Linked DNA regions of Homo sapiens: region 2 is linked to region 1. The links are chromatin loops, found by intact Hi-C in ENCODE. Cell type or tissue: CD14-positive monocyte. All regions are shown on one strand. Links, peaks and the distances in the headings refer to the core of each region. The heading gives the core; the rest is flanking DNA.

What was found. Hi-C counts contacts between places; a loop is a spot of excess contacts. Peaks named below come from ENCODE experiments on the same cell type or tissue, not always from the same donor. Only the 100,000 strongest peaks of a DNase experiment are listed, where the experiment ranks them.
Region 2: a loop joins it to region 1, with 2.6 times the contacts of the local background. A loop is called at or near these places in 2 of 110 quality-filtered maps.

What each region holds. Positions count from the first base shown.
Region 1 is chr5:35,314,775-35,325,918 of GRCh38, reverse strand. No RefSeq gene overlaps it. Among named protein-coding and RNA genes, the nearest start is that of PRLR, 90 kb to the right of the region's middle. RefSeq lists a silencer at 4,026-4,226. In CD14-positive monocyte, for the core only: no CTCF peak of the experiment used is centred there; DNase peaks (open chromatin) are centred at 6,088 and 6,458; H3K4me3 peaks cover 981 bases; H3K27ac peaks cover 2,075 bases.
Region 2 is chr5:35,473,594-35,484,737 of GRCh38, reverse strand. No RefSeq gene overlaps it. Among named protein-coding and RNA genes, the nearest start is that of SPEF2, 140 kb to the left of the region's middle. In CD14-positive monocyte, for the core only: no CTCF peak of the experiment used is centred there; DNase peaks (open chromatin) are centred at 5,417, 6,627 and 8,487; H3K4me3 peaks cover 2,540 bases; H3K27ac peaks cover 6,247 bases.

The DNA of each region.
Region 1 (11,144 bases), core at 2,038-10,037:
GTTTTTTGCACTCTCCCCATCTCTTTCTGGGACACCAGCGAGTTGTAGATTTGGTGTCTTTACATGATGCCATATTTCTCAGAGATTTTATTCATTCCTTTTTATTTTTCTCTATTCTTGTCTGTGTCTTATTTCAGAAAGCCAGTCTTCAAGCTCTAAGATTCTATCCTCCCATTGGCCTATTCTGCTATTAATACTTGTGATTGCATTATGAAATTCTTGTAGTGTGTTTTTCAGCTCTATCAAGTTGGTTATGTTCTTTTCTATACTGGCTATTTTGTCTGTCAGCTCCTGCATTATTTTAATTTATTCTTAGCTTTTTTGGATTGGGTTTCAATGTATTCTGGCATCTCAATGATTTTTGTTCCTATCCATGTGCTGAATTCTATTTTTGTCATTTCAGCCATCTAAGCCTGATCCAGAACCCTTGCTGGAGAGTTGGTCATTTGGAGGAAGAAAACACTCGTGACTTTTTGAGTTGTCAGAGTTCTGGTGCTGGTCCTTTCTCATCTTTGTGAGCTGATGTTCCTTCAATCTTTGAAGTTGCTAATCTTTGGGGTTTTTTTTTCTTTTAACTTATTTGATGACCTTGAGGGTTTCATCATGGTATAAGATGGATTCAGCCAACTGGCTTCATTTCTGGAAGGTTTTAGGGGGCCAGTTCTCAACTCCCAATTCCTGTACTGCATGCTCTAACCCTGGGGAACTTGTACTGGGCCCTGACTTTGTTCTCTGGCTCCTCAAGGGTAGGAATTCACTGACTTAGAGTGGCTGAGGGACTCCCTGACCACTGGTCATTACACTCCGATGGGTAGTATCAGCCAAAGCATTTCCTAGTTCAGTGACAGTGGTATCCATCCTCGTTTGCACCAGCAAACCAGACTTGGGCCCCAGAACGTGCCAGCAGCAGCAGCAATGGCAGCATGGTGCAGTGGGGTGCATGCTTGTCAGCTGCAGCAGGGTGCTAGTGGGTGCTGGGGTGCCTGCCTCCATGCTGGCATTCACCACAATGGCAGAGGCAACGCAGCTCAGGAGTAGGGCAGGGGGGCAGGGTTCCCCTGCTGGTGACTGCACACAGTCATGCTGGTGGCGGTGTTGGCACAGGGACAGGGTGCTGGCAGGCGCAGGTCTGTGTGCATTCTCTGTGTGCCACAGGCAGAGGCGGTTGCTCAGAGTGGGTGGGGGAGGGTCCACTGTTCTCTGTGCCTAGTTTCATTCCTACAATAGTGTTGGCACAAGGGTGGGGCACTGGCAAGGGCCTGGCTGGCAGGCTCTTTGCCCACCAAGGCTCTGACTGCAATGGTGGTCAGTGGAGGCAGGACAAGATGTACACATACACACATGTTAGTGGGGCAAGGAAGGCAGAAGCTACCCATCCACACACATGTTGGCAAAGTGATGTGGGGAGTTGCTGTGGGCCTGGGGGAAGCTGCAGTGTGGGGTGGGAATGGATGAACTGGTGCATGGGTTGGTGCATGGGCTGCCCCACTGGAGCTCTTCACCAGTCAGGCATGGTTTGCCAGGGCAAGAGCTGTGATGTGAGCCCCTGGGGCATCCGAGGCTGCCCTGCAAGCAGGCGTGGCCAGACCTGGGCCCCAGAACGGGCCAGCAGACCAAGGGGTGCTTGAGTCACACTAGCCCCATCTGATAGGCAAGACTACCCTGCAGAGTTCACGCCCCACAGCTCCCATAGGGCTAGTCTCCTATGGGAGCAAGTCGAGCCAAGGGGAGTTGGCAATCCCTGAGCATGCTCCACTATAGATGCTCTGGGCTCTACATCAACTGGCTTGTTGCCCCTACCACTTTTCTAAGCAGCTCTCCCTGACAACTTGAGTGTCCATAGTGGTCAAGGGGTCTCCGTCTGCTGGGGTCCCAGAGAGGCCTTGATGAGGGCAAGTTGCTCCTTGCCAGCTCAACTCACCCATTCCTCTGGAGTCATTGGGGATCAGGCATGAGTACTGGTGCATGGTAGCCTCTAGCTCCATGTAGGGTTCCCAGCTTCCTCCCCATTCAGCCCACTTCAGTGTCTTCCCTCTGTCCACTGGTGGTGCCTTCCCTCTGAAGATCTGTTGGAAGTATGCCAGCTGTCTTGGTCCCTTGGTGGCAGATCTTCCACCTGGCTGAGTCCAGTTGGTCATCTTGCCCTAAGGTATTTTTAACTTTTTAACTTGGGTTGCCCTATCAGAAAGGAAAACAGATTGGGATTGTCAGATTCAGCAAATAGAAATATAGGATGCCCAGGTACACCTGAACTTCAGATAAACAATGAATAATTTTAGTATATGTCCCAAATATGGCATGGACATATTTACATTTAGAAAAATATTTCTTGTTTATCTGAAGTTCAAATTTAACTGGGTGTCCTATATTTTATCTGGAAACTATAAAACATGTCCTCCTGATTCTCCCTTTATCTGGTAGCTCCAAGGCACCATGCCACCCCAGTAAGATACCAGAAGTTATAGCCACACTGCAAAGAATCCTGCACTAGGAGTTCTGATCCTCAGATCTAGCACCCAATGTATGATAGGTGTTTAATTTGACCAAAACACTTACCATCCCTGGGACTTCGCCTCTTCATCTGTAAAAATAGAGATAAGAATTTCTTTCCTATCTTAGTAATTATTGTTGTGAAGTCCAAACAAGATAAATAAAATGAAATTGCTTCCCATAATAGAAAGTTGTTATTTGCATATATGTGAATTTAGGAACCTGATGCTCTGCCTTCTTCCTTGCTCTGAAAGCCAGTCCCACAGATGAGCAGATTGCCTGTGAGCATCTGCATCCCTTACCGTTCCTAAATTCACAGTCTCCTAGAACCACTGCTGTGGATTCAGCCCTTCACAGTAAAGACTAAACAACTAGAATGAGAACTTTTGGTCACCAAAGTGATCCCCTGAGTTGATGACCAGGATTTACTTTCAGACCTCTGCCTAAAACATAATAATGTTTTTTCATCAACACTTTAATACATCTGTTTCTCTGGAGATAGAATTCGTGTTTGTGTACCAGTTGTAGAGAAATCACTTTTTAAATTCAGAGAAAAGTCTCAACACACACATACATACACACACAAAAAAAAATGGGGAAAAAAGAGAGGCTCTGAAATGCTGAGATCTGTGATCACAGCCTTTATTAACAATATGCAACCAGTTCCAGAAAAAAAATTCAAATAAGAACTGGAATAATTATCCATACTTGCTAAGTAAACACTCGATGTGGTTGCTATCAAAATGAAAATTTGTCATGTCTAGTTTGACTCTGAGCACCCATAATTAAGTAGGCTTGGCAGCTGTTTTTAATTCACGCACCTAAGGAGGAAAATTATATGCTTTATCCAGTAAGGGGATTGTGATTTTTATTTTAAATTCTGTCTCTAAGGAATTTCTTACCAGAATGTGAAAGAGTTTTCTTTACTTGTTTAAAGCAAACTGCTCTCGTCAGACTTTATAGGAAGTACCACAATGCAATAGGGAATTTTATTATTTCTGTAGTTTACTTAGCATTTCAAGACATTTACCATTTTAATTATTTTCCTCGAATGTACTGTTGTGTGTATCAATGTAGTGTCACTGCTTCCGCTGGACATTTAAGTGGGTTACGGTCAAGTGTTAAATAACTATTTTTTTTGTTTTTACAAAACACCTATTTTACAACTATCTTCTGCTTCCTGCATGACCATTGTATACTATTAGCCATGTGTGTGGTCTATACCTCTACTTGCATATCATGCAAAGAATAAATTCTGTGAAATTAATTTTCCAGGAAAATAGTATTCAAATATATGTTGTCTAGAAGAAGTAACACTTCTTGTTTTAACTGTGACTTTTAATTCTAATTAAGATTTTCCTTCTTAACCTCCTTGTGTTTAATTTAGAACACGGCCTCAAGACCTTAATATTTTATAATAGTGACTTTACAATAACCAGTTACTGCTTTTTTCCTAAGGTACACAGCACTGGAGAGAAGCAGAGCTAAGGAGGTGAAGTGTCTGTCTGTCTTGCTGAAAGCAGCTGGGAGTGGGAAAAAATAGTCTTGTCCACTTTTGGCTATCTCAAGATGAACATGGAGCTCTCCAGCAGAGGAAATGTCTAGGAGGATAAGGTGACATCTATCAAGTGAACCTACTATGCGAACACATCTGCTGATAGGCCTGACCCATTTCTATCATCTGAGAATCTCAAGTAGCTTGTCCACCAGCCACAGGTTGTTAAACATTGATGGTGGATACTGTAGATGACCTTGCACTGTCCTTCAGAGAAACATGAATCTGAATATTCCCCAATTTGGGAATATCTGGAGATTTTTCAGGCTTAGAGAGGTTTTTTTTTTTTTTTAATTTTTTTTTTTTTTTTTGGTTTGCAGGTCTTTTTAAAGTTGACCGTGCATTAGGGCCATAACAAAGCTAAGCTTTAGAACTAAACAGAGACTGATTATATCTAGAGAATTACAACCCATTCTTAGAAGTAAATTCTTTTTTTTTTGTTGTTGTTGTTGTTGTTGTTGTTTTTGAGACGGAGTCTCGCTCTTTCGCCCAGGCTGGAGTGCAGTGGCGCCATCTCGGCTCACTGCAAGCTCCGCCCCCCGGGGTTCACGCCATTCTCCTGCCTCAGCCTCCCGAGTAGCTGGGACTACAGGCGCCCGCCACCGCGCCCGGCTAATTTTTTGTATTTTTAGTAGAGACGGGGTTTCACCGTGTTAGCCAGGATGGTCTCGATCTCCTGACCTCGTGATCCGCCCGCCTCGGCCTCCCAAAGTGCTGGGATTACAGGCGTGAGCCACCGCGCCCGGCCCTTAGAAGTAAATTCTTACTTGCCACTTTCACTTTGCCATACTCCCTTTTATTAGCCTATCACCTACCTTAGTTTAAAAAAAAAATACACATAAGCACACACACATAAACTTTACATTAGTTAGCTCAAGTTTCTTATGCCCACTTTACAGCTAAGGTACATGTATCTCAAAGAGATGGGGTGACTTCCTCAGGGCTCCACAATGAGTAGTACCCAAACTGGGCCTCCCACCCACCTATCCTGATATCTAGCGCAGTTTCTGCTTCACATCAATGTTGCCTCCTTCTTCTTTCTACTATGGATTTGTAGGTTATTGAAAAAAAACTATCTTTGGAGAATAAAAAATCTTTATAAAATCTAAATGCCAACTTACCAGTTTAAAATTCAAATGGAAGTCTTCCCTAAACTATCATGTAACAAGTGTTCATTCATTGAAAACTATTTATTGGAGCCTACTATGTGCCACACATTTTGATAGGAGCTGAGATAAATTGATGGTCAATTATGAAATAAGATATACTTTCCCTCACATTCGTGAAACCTAAAGTCTGTGAAAGGAGACAATTAAGCAAGCACTGGCAAAACTGCATGATAAATGCTCTTATAAGAGAAGCACAGGGCACTACTGAGAGGCTGTAGAAGGTTCTCACATCATCTTCCACCTAAATGACATTTATGGAGCAGTTACTGCATGCCAAGTATTGTCATTGCTTTGCAAGTATCATCTTATTTAATACACATTCAGGCTTATGCACTCCAGTCATGGATTAGAAAACTGAGGAGACGCTTCAGAGATTAACTGACTCTCCCAGTCACAAAGAAAGAAAGGTGGAGCCCAAATTCAACCAGGCACTATAGTTCAAGTCTACACTGACTAACCTTCCACCTAGGTCAATTATAACCTTCTCAGAGAGAAGATTACGATGTTTTTCTTACTAAAGTAACCCAGAGTTCCGTCCAGTGTGGCAGAAAGGAATAGATTATTGGTTGGCTTGAAATGGAATCTATTACCATTTCTAAACAAACAATTTCACAAAACTGAAATAAGTCCCACAAGAAGATTAATGAAATGTGTCCAAGGCACAGAATTACTTTAATTTTCCAGTTGGTTCACCAGCTGAATCTAAGAGTTTGGTTGCTATCTCTGTTGGACTAAAGTAGAGTTTTTATCTTCTATAAATCAATCAGGACAGTGGAAATCACCAAATGACATCATCATAACCACAGAGTACTTAATAGATGCAGCCTTTGTGTCTTGCTACTTAAGAAACAGCTAAGCTTCAACCATCTTAAAACTTCCCTTTTTGCAGACTGGCCCAGCGCCAAACTTGTAATGACACACAGAGTGATACATTTCCTTATTTCTTTCAAGCTTCTCTTGAGTTTCATTTTTCACAATTTTTTTACCATCTGGACACATTCTACAAACTTTCCATTCACCTTGCTTATAATGCTTTTTTATCAAATAAAATCATTTATTCTTTATTCTTTCGTGGCCAATGTTTTTTCTTTCAGACACTAATTAGGAATCTGAAATATTGCTAGCAATTGAGAGTTAAGGATGGCCAAAGTTTTTCAAGAATAACTAGCCCATTTTGTTTGGTTTTGCTTTGCAATTTAGAAAAGGAAATCACGTTGCTTTTGAAAACAAATGTGGTGAAATTGTAAGCCATGCCATTTTTATTCTGGCCTTCAGTTGAAACTCTCTTTGTGGTCAGCAATGCACACAAAGTCCTGTCTAAATCAGCCTCGAGCAATATACATAGAACATACATCTCATTTTCAATAATAAATATGTTGGCAAACTAGGGCTAGTGGAAATAAAATGACTGTGAAGTAGAATATATTATTTAACTAAATTTATTCAGCACGTGCTTTTGCTTTTTGTATTCTGTTTTTCTCACATATGCCCCAAATCAGAAATTTCTTCCTTTTATGCCTATCTTACCTGTATATTAAAGACATACTTAATTTTCATGAAATTTTTTTTAATGTTTGTTATCTCATATGTTGTTAGGGTAACTGGCAATAAGCCTATCTTCCCAATTATGATGAATATTTGAAGTGACTCTGTAAGTAATTTACAAGTAAAGATTTTTATCTAAAAAAAAGTTATCCACTTCATTTCCTTTTTATCAGTTCTCTGAATGTCTTTTTCCCCCCAAATATTTACACTTTTTTGGGTTTTTTTCAAGGTTTATACTCCTATGGACTTTTTAGAAATAAATATTCTATAAACTCTGAAAGTTTCAAAAGAGGGCTAAAATGTATTTTTATAATCAAAACAGTGCTGAATAGGGTATATCACTTCCAAGCAACTATAATAAAATACAGCTTTTTTGGTTCTATAAGGGAATTGTTGAAATAATATCTTAACGTCATCTACTTTGTCTTTTGAAGAGAGATGAGGAAACTCTGGAAAAAGCAGCTTGCCCCTAGTATGTCAGGTCTACAAGAGAGGGGAGACATTGGATGGAGTGTCCTATGTGGCAGGGAGACCTCCACTCAGCAGGACACGGTGAGAGTTTCTTAAGTGAGTACAATATAAAAATATAATTTGGCAGAGCAAGAGAAATATAAGAAATCAAGCGGAATAATAATAAAGAAAATGATTACCATTCTTTAGGGTGTGCTTATCATATGATTATGTGTCAGACATTCCTCTCAAATGTTGCCATGTTTTAACTCACTTTACCACCATAACAGACCTGGGAAGATCAGAAAACCCATTGGTTTAAGCTACAAATAGAGAAGATGTTGAAACACAGAGAAGGCGTAAGAACTAAAGGGAGACACAACCAAGAAGAAGCAAAGATGGAAGACCATGCAAGAGTGGACTGAGCACAGAGTGGGAGGGTGAGAGCAAGGTTCTTGGTGTCAGGGAATGACTGAAAAGAATAAAGCCAAAGAACTCGTACTCAAGGAGACGGAAGCCTCAAGAGGGCCGAAGCAATGGAAGCTTGACTTAGGGTGGGGGTGTCCTTCAACTTTGTGGAATTATGCTACAAGGCTGTATTTGCCAATTTTCACACTGCTATAAAGAACTATCTGAAGCTGGGTAATTTATAAAGAAAAGAGGTTTAAGTGACTCACAGCTCCGCATGGCTGGGGAGGCATCATGAAACTTACAATCATGGCGGAAGGTAAAGGGGAAGCAAGGCACGTCTTATATGGTGGCAGGAGAGAGCAAGAGTGAGGAAGTGCCACACATTAAAACCATCAGCCCTGGTGAGAACTCACTCACTCTCATGAGAACAGCAGGAAGAAAGCTGCCCCCATGATCTGATAACCTCCCGCCAGGTCCCTCCCTCAACACATGGGGATTACAATTCAAGATGAGAATAGGGTGGGGACACAGAGCCAAACTCTATCAAAGGCATTCTGCTGATCCCTACCACCTGCCAGGCCCTGTCCATTGTCTGCAGCATGAGCCATAAGTATCAGCCCATCAAAAATGTTCATTCCCACCTCCCAGCTTCATCCTTGTACCTCCACTTCCTGTCCTGAAAGAGTTGGAGTTAAGTGGTGAACTTAATACAATTTGGGGTGAGGGTTGAGGGGGCAGAGTGGGCAGAAGGGGGAAACAAGCAGAAGATTTAAAATGAGAAGGCTGAGGCTTTAGTTCCAGTCCTAAAATCTAGGTGACTTTGGGCAAGTTGTTCCTCCTCTCTCGTCCCTTATTAGTTCCTATTTAAATGTCGGCATTGAAGTTAATCTTCTTGAGGTCTGTTCCAGCTCTAATGGATGTTTTCTAAGGCAGTCTAATACAATAGATACAAGCATGCTTTTCATACGTAAAAGCTACTGTTGATTCATTTGATAATAAAATTCACACATAAAAGCTATTAGTGATTAATTTAATAAAATTCCAGGCTTTAAATCCATACTGGTTTAGCTTGAAGTATGGAGGTGTGAATTTAGGTAGTGTGTCAGGGAGATTACTCATCCCAGACAGGTGGTTTGGGTGTTTCCCAGCAGGGGCAATCAGACCTGTCTGGGTCATTCAGCCACCCACCACATATCTGCAGAGCACAGACTCACGCTTGAGTCAGATGCTCCCAGATCACCATACTCTAACAATTAGCCACACCACAGCCATTTGTCTTAAATTAACTTAGAGCGTGTTAGCTGAAGCCTAATTAAACATTGGCAGTTGCTTAGGAAAAACAATTAAAAAGTCACTCAGCAATACCATCTTGTCATTACAGAAAGCTTTAATAGGCGGGACTTGCAAAATATGGAAAATCTTTCCCTCACATGTGTGTTGGCTTCCGCAATAGCTAATGGACTCATCTAGAATAACACCCTGCCAAGGGTCTTTGATGGGACAGCTGTTCTCACAAGGCAGCTCTCAGGAATATCAGGTGTTCAGGGTTTTTTCTACAGCTGGCAGTAAACAAAAAAAGAAAAGCAAATTTTGTTTTATTCATCACAACAGCTGGAGAATGTATAGAAAATATTCAAACCACAAAATAACAAATGCAATCCAAACATCCCCAATTACTTCTAAATTCTTTCTTCCACTCTACAGGCCTTTCTCTTACTTTGTAGGCATTTGGTGGGGTTTTCCTACCTACCCGTTTCCCAATCTCAGTTATTTCTGACACACTGTTGCTCCCTCAAAATTGAAAATTATCCCCTCCCACTATGCTTTGGTGCTTAAGATTCTGAATATAAAGCAATATGACCAGCACCATCCCTGGGCTTTCCAAAAATGGCCTAGAGAAAAAGGCTTGTCAAATGAATTCTTAGTTTTTCTTGTCAGGCTGTGCTTATGTCTCTCTTGACCTCCTGACCTGTGTAAGTTGTCTAAGGTATTCATTGCTTTGAGCTGTCCCTATAAAAGTATCAACTTGATGCTGGTTCTGTGGTAAATAAGAAATAAGAAAATCAAGTCACTGTCTCCCAAAAAGCAATTCAGTGGCTCAGCTGAATCTCTTCCTCCTGGTGTTTCCATGGAACCGAAGTGGACTGGCTCTGCCAACTTCTTTTGCCTTGATTCCTCACTCTTTCAGCTGATGATAGAATCATTTTTGTCCCCAAAACTCACACAGGCACTAGATTTGGGGTATTGACTATGTTACCAGGGAAAGCCTTCCACTGCCATGTAGTGGGGAGTTTCCTCAGAAAGTATATGAAGGCCAAAGAAAGTAGGGAGGGTCCCTGCAAATCCGCAGCAAGCCTTGCCTAAACAAAGGGAAAAGGAGGGTGCTTGGGGGTCGGGGGGCAGGTAGAGGAGGCCTCAGATACGATTTGATATCCTGTAATCCACGGTAGGTGGCCTCTGAACTCTGCCCTGAAAAATCTGTCATGTTGAGACAGAAAGACACCCTGAGGATGAGCACATGTAGATCTCTGATCTCTAAGTCTCTTGCTGGACGCATCCAAGACAATGTGGAATAAAGTAGCAGTTCAGGAAGTGTGTTTCCATGCACTAGTGAAAGGTGAAAATATGAAATAAACTACCCTGGGTTGGTCTTTCATGCCTACTTTTGTATTTTTTTATTTACTTTTGTCATGTTTTTTGATATATAATTGTTTGAAATTTGTATCCATGCAATGTTCCAGCACTGGGAATTATGAGAATGGTTCTGGACCCTACAAAATCAATTGACATGATTTTTCACTTAGAGCAAGACCACATCTTCTGGGCAGGCCCAGTGGCTCATGCTTGTAATCCCAGCACTTGAGACTAAGACGGGAGGATCACATCAGTCCAGGAGTTCAAGACCAGCAGGGTAACAGAGGGAGAACACCCACTCTCTAAAAAAGACTTTTAAACATTAGCTGGGCATACTGGTGCATGCCTCTAGTCCCAGCTCCTCAGGAGGCTGTGGTGGGAGGATAGCTTGGGCCTGGGTGGTTGAGGCTGCAATGAGCCATGATCGTGCCACTGCACTCCAGTCTGAGCAACAGAGTGAGCCTCTGTCTCAAAAAAAATAAAATAAAATAAAGACAACATCTGATTTTGTTCAGTTCACTTTCACCCTACACTGAGTAAATCTCCAGAAAGAAATCTAAGGACTACGTAATCAGTCAATCCACTCAACCCACAACGCTACTGGAGTACACTCATTAAGCCTCAAGAGACCTGTAAAGAAAAGGTCATCCAAAATGGAGCAAATAACCAACCAGCATGCAGGTATTACTGATAGCTAGTACACGCCAAGTCATTGGGGGACTCTGAACTTTCTCTACACATAGTTTTTAAAAGAAAAGATAGTAAAATATCTCCTTCCTTCATAATGCCAACACACACTAGTATGACAATTTGTTACAGTATCATTCCTATGAGGTAGGGGAAAAGAATGATGACACTCATAAATCTATTGGTTTAGATACAAAATAAAT
Region 2 (11,144 bases), core at 1,956-9,955, 160 kb before region 1:
AGTGAGAACTACAACCAATAGCCACATGAGTGAACTTGGAAAAGGATCCTGCAGAACAGGTAACCTTCAGAAGGCCTTAGCCCCAGCCAGCATCTTCATGGCAACCTCTGTTGTACTCTGAGCAGGAGTTACCAGCCCTCAGAAACTGTATGAGGTAACAAGTGTTCACTGTTTCAAGCTCTAGGTTTGTGGCAATTTGTTATGCTGCAATGTATAACAAATGCAGTGTTCTTCAGACTAACACTGCTCTCAAAATTAAGAAAAGGTAGAGGTCAGTGAGGCCTCAGCTCATGTGGCCAGGCAGATGCATTTCAGAGAGAATAGGCCTTGGTCTTGTTTCCTGTCTGCAGCCACATACTGTAGTTCTTCTCTCCAGGGAAGCCTCTGTTATGAGTTTCTTATTATCTTTCCAGCATTTTCTGAGCATTTCTGATACTGATTTTGAACACCTTCAATATATATTAAATACTAAGAATTTCTCCTTAGTATATATGGGGGAAGGAAGCATGTAAACTTGTGAAAAACTTTGTCCTATGTTATAAATGTATCTGCAAAAGTGGATTTGTTTTCCAGTCCTAACGATACATTTCTAATTTGTAACATCTATTGCCTGAACTTGCTTTCTTTTCATTCTGCTTTTCTATTTTGTCCAGATCCATAGAACAGACTCTTCAAAGTTGCATTTGGACTTGGGACTATTTCAAAATCACTTGAGCAAACACTTCTCTAAATGACCACTTTTCATTCGTTCAGCAGACTAGCTCTCATGAGTTAGTCTTTCCTCCCTTTCTGGAAGATATTTAGCTCTCATTGATAATTCATTAACTGTTTTTAACAAATGTGTAGTTAGCTTTCATTAATAATTCATTATTTGTTTTAATAGTTAGGAGCAGCTGAGGGTCCCTGGACACTGAATTTACCTTTTAGAGTTGAAAAGACCTTCAGCCTTTTTGAGTTGAGAAAAGTTTAACCAATTTAATTACTAAGGTTTTGTTCTTGCCTATTAGCCTCACAAGCTTCTGAGACTTTTTAAGCAGAGGCTGTTAAGTTGTGACAATTTTCTTTTGGGGAGATTATTTGTATCATACATTGGCTTTGGAATCACACTGCCTATGTTCTATTTCCTTTTTTATTTTAATTTAACTTTTAAAAATATAAAAGGCCATTTGAGTTAACATTCTAAGACAACAAAAATGTATTTCAGTCTCAGATATACAAAAAGGAAGTTCTTTATTTTTACTTGCTGATAATTTTTTTTCAAATGTTTCCACATTCCTTTGTCATAGTTTCCATGGTTATGTTTATGTCTTTTTTGTAGCCACTGTTTTCTGTTTAGCATGTGTTTCACTTCATTTTAAAGTTTACTACTAATTTTATTTTTAACCCCAGACCACAAAGCATATTTACATGATTTAAAACATTTACACACAATAATTTCAAAATTCTAACAGTCATAAAAGCCATGGCAGTCATGCTGTTTTACTTAATCCACAGAGTGTACTTATTTTTATTTTGATTTTTTAGAAGGCTATTTTTTTTGCCTTTAGCTGTGTGTTTCTGAACTTTTATTTTTACTAGTATAATTAATTTTGCACATAGCTTTGCAGAATGTGCAACAAGTTACACAATTCAAAGAGATTTTCTCCAGCTTGCTTTCATTTCCTTTGCCCTGGTCTAATACTAACATTTGCTCCCAGGCTCTACCAATTTCCTCCATCCAAACTCAACTGACTTTATTTTTTGTTTCTGGCCCTTGCTCCATGGGACCAACCACTAATACGTTACTATCTATGATTTTCCAGGTTTTCTAATTTTATTTTTTCCATCTTAACATTCATCACCAGTCAATATTGGTCTATCTACCTAACACACAGTGCCAGTCTATCTTTCTCTGTGAAAACTGCTTGTGTGGCACATAATTTAGGGCTTGTTTAGTCACGGTTCTCCAGAGAAGCAGAACCATTAGGAAGATATATCTATATATCTATATCAATATCCATATCATCTATATCTGTGTCATCTATATATATACATATATACATATGCACACACATATATAAAACAGCAAGAGTGAGAGAGGGAGAGATTGAGTATGAGGAATTGGCTCATGTGATTAAGGAGGCTGAGAATTCCCATGATCTCGATCTGCAAGCTGGAGAACCAGGAAAGCCGAGGGTGCTGTAATTCACCCAAGGCTGAAGGACTGAGAACCAGGAAAGCCAATGATGTAAATACCAGTCTGAGGCCTGGTGAGGGTGAGATAAAACATCCCACAAGCAGTGAGGCTGGGAGGAGAAAAAAGGAGAAAATTCCTCCTTCCTCCAATTCTTGTTCTATTTAGGCCTTCAGCGGATTGGCTGATGCGCAGCCACACAGAGAAAGGCAGTCTACTTCACTGGGTTCACCAATTCAAATGCTAATCTTATCAGGAAACACCTTCGTGGACACACCCAGATGTGCTTAATCTGGGCATCCCTGACCAGTCAAGTTGACATATAAAATTAATCTTCATGGAGCTTGATAAATTAAAATCTTAACAAAAATAATAAACAGCAAGGAAAGGCCAATCTTCTGATAAGAAAACACTTCATCAGTATAAAACATAGAAACAGACATTGCTCCTAGACTCCTGGAGGCTGTAACAAAGGTGGCAGTTCACTGTGAGAAAGTTTACATTTAGTAGTTCTCCCAGTTGAATGTACTCAGGAAAATATAATACCACCTGAAATGCTTGTAAGTGTTGCTAATTTCTTTCTTCTTCTTCTTCTTCCTCTTCTTCTTTTTTTTTTTTTTTTTTGAGATGGAGTCTCTCTCTGCCACCCAGGCTGGAGTGCAATGGCATGATCACTACAACCTCTGCCTCCTGGGTTCAAGCGATTCTCCTGCCTCAGCTTCTTGAGTAGCTGGGATTACAGGTGTGGGCCACCATGCCTGGCTCATTTTTGTATTATTAGTAAGGACGGGGTTTCACCATGTTGGCCAGGCTGGTCTTAAACTCCCGACCTCAGGTAATCCACCTGCCTCAGCCTCCCAAAGTGATGGGATTACAGGCATGAGCCACCACAATGTTGCTAATTTCCAGGCCCAACCCCTAAAAACTCTGATTCAGTCATCCTGGAGTGCAATCCAAGAATCTGCACCCCACAAGATTTCCAGGAAACCAGGTTTAGTCTCATGCTTTGAGGAAAGGACATTGTGATGAGAAACACAGAAAGCTCTTTTAACATGTATATGCTCACAGTATTGAAACAAGGAGAAAGATAAATGTAGTGTCTTTCCTGCACAAGAAACAAAAGGATTATAAATCATGCTGCTATAAAGACACATGCACATGTATGTTTATTGCGGCACTATTCACAATAGCAAAGACTTGGAACCAACCCAAATGTCCAACAATGATAGACTGGGTTAAGAAAATGTGGCACATATACACCATGGAATACTATGCAGCCATAAAAAATAATGAGTTCATGTCCTTTGTAGGGACATGGATGAAGCTGGAAACCATCATTCTCAGCAAACTGTCGCAAGGACAAAAAACCAAACACCGCATGTTCTTACTCATAGGTGGGAATTGAATAATGAGAACATATGGACACAGGAAGGGGAACATCACACTCTGGGGCCTGTTGTGGGGTGGGGGGAGGGGGGAGGGATAGCATTAGGAGATATACCTAATGCTAAATGACGAGTTAATGGGTGCAGCACACCAACATGGCACATGTATACATATGTAACTAACCTGCACATTGTGCACAAGTACCCTAAAACTTAAAGCATAAAAAAAAGAAAGAAAAAGGAAACAAACATTAAAAAAGACAAAAACAAATTTTTATAATAAATTTAATTTTTTTGCCTTCAGTTCTCAAGGGAAAAAGAAGCAGCATCACCACACACTCCGCTCCCAGCCTTTTACTTTACTCATTTAAACTTAAAATACAAAACTTAGTCTTGAGCAAGTGTGGTTAAAAATCTAAGAGAAACAACAAAAATAGAGAAGAATCCAACATATTCAGTTACTATTTCTTCTAAAGAAGGAGAATGGAGCATCTAATATTTCTTATGCATGAAATCAAAGACATATTGAGGCACATAGCAGAAATGCTTTAATGACCTAGAGAAGGGTTGTAAAAACCTTGGCTTATTTGATTCCTCAAGTTGCACACCACCAGAAGACCATGGAGTAAGTAGTACTGAATTAAAATTTAAGCACAGAAAACTAGGTCCCAAACTATCAGAAAATGATTCCCAATTCTAAATGTTCAACCACATCTATCTTAAAACATTTATAATATTTTTTTCAAATTCTCTCATAACATTCCAAATGACTAGTTTTCTCTGCTATATTTTCTCAACTTTCAAATTAAAATTCTTTGCTTTAAAGTTAAAAAAAAAAAAAAGAAACATAACCATCCCTCCTCCAGATTTTCTAGTAGATTCTATAGTGAAGGTGAAATTAAAGGAACCATTTAAGTAAACAAGAGGAATGTATTTTTGGAAAACTGTCTCATGAAGAGTGCAAAGAAAGTATTTGAATTTGCTTTGAAACATAGAAAGAAACATTTAAAGGAAAGTAGGCCTTGTTGGCATGGTGGAAGAATCTGAAATAGCCAAGAGCAAGGCCAGCGTAAACCTTCCAAGGGCCATTCATTCTAATAATCGTGTCTTCTTTGGACATATAGCTTACTCCCATTTAATCTAGGAAGATATCTGAATTAGGCCTTTGCCTATAGAACTGTGATTCTCATTACCAGCTACACATTAGAGTTATCTGGGAGCTTTAATAAATACAAATGTCTGAATCTCACTGACTGGATAGTGGGTTTTAATTGGTCTGAAGTATGATCTGATTACCAGAATTGCTGAAAGCATTTCAGAGATTTTTAATGTGCAGGTAGATTAATAACCACTGCTCTAGTTAACTTAGCAAGTACTGCAGCAGTATAAAATTAACCTAAGATTGACAGTAGAGTAATTCACAATGCTTTGCATTTGCAGTTCATCATTAGCTAAAAACTCAATATTTTCAGTGTTTCCCAGGCCCTTAAATAAACAAAGCTCTTATTTTGAGGATTTGTCACCACACTGTTAAGAGAGTCTTTTTTTTTTTTTCTTAAGTGTCACTTTTGTAATCAGCCCTGTGTACATTCATTGTTCAGGGACAACTGCCTGATCTTTCACAGAGAAGCTTTTACTTCTGAAATTCCCAGATTCTTTCCCCAAAGTCCCTGTTCTCTGCATAGAACTTCCCTCCCCGCTCTAGCCTCGATAATATACCCTATGAGATCGGCACAAACAAGACATTCTGAGTCTTGACAGAAGGACAGAATGTGAGAGGAGAATAAAAGTTTCCTTTGTGTAGAGCATTGGTTGAACTTGCTGGTGTTGGTGAAGGAATTCAGCTTCCTGGTTGCATAGTATCTGTGTAGTTTCATTTTCATTTTCACTTTTCCCTTGTTCATTCAACAAATATTTGAATCATTACCATATGCTACTCACTTTGCTGAGCGTTAAGGATACAGTAATGAATAGGAAAGAAAGGAGTGATGAATAGGAAAGAAAGAATAGAACTGAAAGGAGGGTGGTGGAGAGTCCTTTCTCCTCAAATTTAATTTTAATAGAATAGATTTAAACACGCAGAGATTGTATAAAGCTGACAGTAGCCATCAAGTATGGCTATGAAGTGGGTTGTACCTCTGTATGGCTCTTTCTAAAACTTTGGCAGGGACCACTCAGTACTTGAGCTTTTGGTGCTAAGGTACTTCTAAGCCATGAACTTAAGCCTGCCTCTATTTGGAGGCTTTTTTTTTTCCTAAAACATGAAATTGTTTCCTAAAGAAATGAATCAAAATCCAAGCTGATTTTGCAAATAAGAAATCTTAGAAGAAAGGGATTTTGTCAGCCACTAATATAAAATCATCTGGGAATACAAAATTTTTACTGAACTAGAATCTCAGTGGCTGACAGGGGAACCTGCATTTTTAACATGGACCCCAGGACTAAAGTATGATAACTGTCACCTCAGAGAATCTGGTCTGTCTCTCATTGACATTTTTCTTTTATCAATCCCAATCAGTGAGTCCTTATGGATATTTTTCCAACTTGATTATCAAGTCAATAGGTTTCCACAAGGATTTTGAATAAGGCTATCTTCTTAAACTAGTATTAATAAATCCCGTATATGATATATGGGACGCCATCTGGTGAAGTAACAAAGGAACTTGTCTATAAATGTTTGAACTGAGGAGAGGGGAACACTCAAGGTCAGCCATCCAAAGCAAGTGAGGAGCAATTCAGGTGGGCAAGACTAGAATATGTTAGTAATCAAAACATTGAAACCTACTCAATGACATTGTAGTAGGGCTGAGAAAAGCCTGTGAACAGGTCTATTTATGCCTTCTCTCTAGTTTTAGACTTTATGTTGTCTAAAACAAACAAACAAAAAATCCTGTTATTGTCACTAAGCATTGACTGTCCAGGAGAGAAATAGAGAGAGAAAAAATAAATGTCTGATAAAAAGAGAAAGCCTTTTGTCTCTGAGTTAGAGAGGAGCCACCAGGCTTCATCATGAACTGGAGGAAGTCTTCTGAAGACTATCTCAAGACTTGGCTCAAGGTCCATAATCATTGCTCAGTTTTCTTACTGTAATCTGGAGTTCCCCTGAGATTTCAATACTAAGAGAGTGCACTGGCCAGAACATCTTTGCATCCCAGTGCCCTTAGTGTTTATTTTTCTCACTGTGAATTCATATGCTGGCATGTGGTTTATCCTTTTTTCTCTATTGAGCCTGGAGAGTATTGGTTGAGCCCCCAGCTCCATCAACCTCTCTAATTATGGTGTCAAAACAGAAAACAGAAACAGAGTTTCTTGACTTCAAACTTGAGCATTAAGACTCTGTGGGACTACACTTAGGTGAGCAGCTGGACTCATTCAATAACATGTTTAGGTTGTTTCTCAACAACCGTAACACATATGATAGACTTTTTAGAGCTCTTAGGAGACAAGCTTTTATTTTACAAAGAAGGAAACAGATTGAAAGAGGTGAAGTGGTGAGCTAAGGCCAAAAAGCAAGAACATGGATGGATAAGGACAGAAAACTTTTCAATCTAAGGGTAATGTTTCTTCTACAGCATGACAGCATCTCTCACAAACTGTGCTTGCCACAATGACTTTGTTTTCATCCACTTATATGTCCACTGAGCTTTTGATGACAGTATACCTTTGTTAGGATGCAAATAGATAAAATGACTTCATAATTATAGAAACTTTACAGTAATTTTGTCCAAGGCCCTATAGCTTCCAAAACAAATATGTATCAATATATATTGATATACTTCTTAAGCCTGGCATAGATTTCTTCTTTTCCTTTTAGTCACCTAGAAATGTCCCTATCTAAGCATATTAAAAATCAGATTGAAGACAAACAAAACTCCCTTGCTTGAAAATGTGATCTCCCTCCTTTTGAAAATAATAAAAACTGACAAAATATTTATGTTCTATTAAAAGACACAGTCAACCCTTAAACTTGGTTTTTTCCTTAAAAAACACATCACCAAGTACTAAAAGGCTAGTTCCTATGAAACTGTCTCCAGCTAGAAAGGGAGGTCAAGATGCCCCACAAATGTGATTTACTTCCTTAAGCATGTTTAGACAGATCTCTTGCACACAGAATTGCCTTTAAATAAATAGCCATATAAAATTAATTTTGTCTGTTTTGCCTCAAGTTTGTTGTGCTTGAGGTTTATTTGCCTGGTGTTTACAGGGCTGGGGTATAACAGAAAGCAGACCAGAAATCAACACATTTTATCTGGGCTCTCAATGCCATGTTTCAGAACAGTCACTGGCCTCCCACCAGACTGTTGATTGGATTCAGATTATGACCTTCCTATTCGTTCCATTTAAATTACCCTGAAGGTATGACCTCAACAGTGCTCTGAGACAGTGTTGGAATAAGCTTTGCAAACAGCCCAAGCTAGGAATTCAAAAAGCCCTCAGCAGTAGCCTAAGAAAATCTTTATTACAGAAAAACTTACAGATTTGATGTAAAACATGCTTATAATCACTTTGGGAATAGCGTTTGCATGATGTATTACAGCTTGTATGAACTGGAAAGAGAAAACCTCTTCTAAATGATTATCCAAAACAGTTTTAAACCAGGGGTATCTCTGAAACAGTAAGTTGGTATAAACAATTGTTAGGGATTTTAAAATGTAGACTGTTCTCCTTCATTTCACCTCTGATTTTCAGGTAGCTGCACAGCTCTCAGGCTAACATCTTTCTCTATATAGTTGATACTACAGTTTGTGTCTGTGTGTACCTGGCTCATGCATCTGCAGTGAAATTAATTGCCAGGGTCAGGACCACAGAAGCCAAAAGAGATTAATAGAAAAAGACATTAGTGCTTCAGAAGATAAAGGGCTTAGAATTCTACAAATATGACTCCCTCTGATTACAAAATGGTAACTTCCTACTTTTAGAACGATCAAAAAGACAGAACACAGAAACGTTAATAACAGTTGGCCTCATATTACCCAACATCCACATATGTTAGAAACTATCCATGTAATTAGAATTGAAATCTCTGAATTGCAACAGCACATCCTAACCAAAAATAGATGTGGCCAGAAGTCTACTAAGTGGGGACCACCCATCCTTCCAGGTTCTACATGAAACTGAGTGGGAGTTTGGCCCAGAAAAGGCAAAGTTCCCTTTTAAAATTGGGGGAAAAAGTAGTCTGTGAAAAATTAACAACTGTTACAGAAGTTTTAACTATTAAAAACAGAGATTGCATCTATAATACCCACATCTTGGTTTCTAATGCCATTCCCAGAAATGGAAACAAATAAACTGAAAAACAAGGATCCTTAGAGAAATGGCTGATCCAGGACCGGGATAGGAAATATACCATATGAACCTGGAACATCTCTTAGTACCTGAAAGTGAGGACATGCTCAACAAAAACCGAAACCCATTGATAGGAACATGTCAAAGGGGGAATGGGAACCAATGGAAAGAGCTCCCAATGGTCAAATTTGAAACAACTTGAGCAAACAAAATACATAAAGTAGTATTGGATTATAAACCAAAATGTAAAATAAATATTCATGAATCTGTACTTACATGAATATGAATCCCAAATAATTTATGTATTCTACTCTCAAGGAAGTGGATCATAACTCTCCACTCCATAAGTGTGTGCTGCATATAGTAACTCCCTTCTCAAGAGTGCATTATGGTAGCCAGGCGCGGTGGCTCATGCCTGTAATCCCAGCACTTTGGGAGGCCGAGGCAGGCGGATCAACTGAGGTCAGGAGTTTGAGACCAACCTGACCAACATGGAGAAATCCTGTCTCTACTAAAAATACAAAATTAGCCAGGCATGGTGGCACATGCCTATAATCCCAGCTACTAGGGAGGCTGAGGCAGGAGAATTGCTTGAACCCGGGAGGCGGAGGTTGCGGTGAGCCGAGATTATGCCATTGCACTCCAGCCTGGGCAACAAGAGTGAAACTCCGTCTCAAAAAAAAAAAAAAAAAAAAAAAGGTATTATGGAGAGGAGTGGGGGAGTACCTTTACAGTGGAGAAGCCCGACAACCATACCACGGCCAGGTGGCCATGGCTAACATCATCAGTGATAAGTCGTATTGATAGTATACATCTTTGATATGATGCAATGAGAATTACATTTTACCTCTATGGTCTTCCTCTGCCGAAACCCCACTCCTGAGAAAACAACAGACAAATTCTACAAAATACCTGGTCCATACTCCTTAAAATTTCAAGTCATCCAAAACAAACAAACAAAAGAGTCTAAGAAACTGTCACATCCAAGAGGAGCCAAAACGTAATATGGTATCCTATATGGGATCCTGGAACAGAAAAAAGAGTACACATACACACACGCACACACGCACCCCTCCTAAGCAAACCTGAATAAAGTATGGGACTTAGTTTATAATACTATATCAATATTGGTTCGTTGCTTGTGACAAATATACCATTTTAATGTGAAATGTTAATAATAGGGGAAGCTGGATGTGGGGTATATGAGGACCCTCTGCATTACCTTCATAACTTTTCTGAAAATCTAAAACTATTCTAAAATGAGAAGATGATCAAAACTAGCATTTAGTAAAAAGCAGAATAGAGTGGTAAGATAGGTGCACAATGGGTAAGGAAAAGAAGGAATAAAGGGATATAATCAGGTAATGTGCTTGAGTTTGTTGTGAAGTTATAGAAACCTGGGGAATATTTCTTAGGGACAATCCCTGTCCTGGGTGTGTGCAACACACTGATAGTCAACCTAAGGACATTTCAACCTGAGGACCATGAGGGCTCATGCATACATTTGCATGTTAGAAGGCAGGAAGAGATGAATGCCTGGAATAGAATGCCTAGGAGTTCTAAGAGGGAACAGTTGTGCTTTCTGATGTTAAGATTACAGGAAAAGGGCCAGGTGCGGTGGCTCACACCTGTAATCCCAGCACTTTGGGAGACCGAGGCGGGCGGATCACGAGGTCAGGAGATCGAGACCATCCTGGCTAACGCGGTGAAATCCTGTCTCTACTAAAAATACAAAAAATTAGCAGGGCGTTGTGGTGGGCACCTGTGGTCCCAGCTACTCAGGAGGCTGAGGCAGGAGAATGGCGTGAACCCAGGAGGTGGAGCTTGCAGTGAGCCAAGATCAGGCCATGGCACTCCAGCCTGTGCGGCAGAGCAAGACTCCATCTCAAAAAAAAAAAAAAAAAAAGATTACAGGAAAATGGTTTCTCTTCAACCCAGTTATGGAGGACTTTCAAGCCTCCAGTTCTCGTTTCTGCAGGCTTGCTCTATTCTAGGGCTGAGAGTCTAATTCCAGGAGAAAGCTTTTCAGGGATCCTTTTCATAATCAATAAACATCTGTTGAGCATCTGTTATGAAGCAGGAACTGGAAATACAGAAATGAACAGGCAGTGACTGTGCTTGCTCAGAAATAGGCAAGGGTGTTCTTTTGAATCCTCAGATTTCAATTGTCTGTGACAGAACACGGAGTTGCATTCAAGTTTTATCATCTGAGTAAGAGGATACCGTAGGGGGAGGCAGGGTTTTATGAGACCTAAATTACTATGAACACTTACTACACATGTAATACAATTTTTACCTCA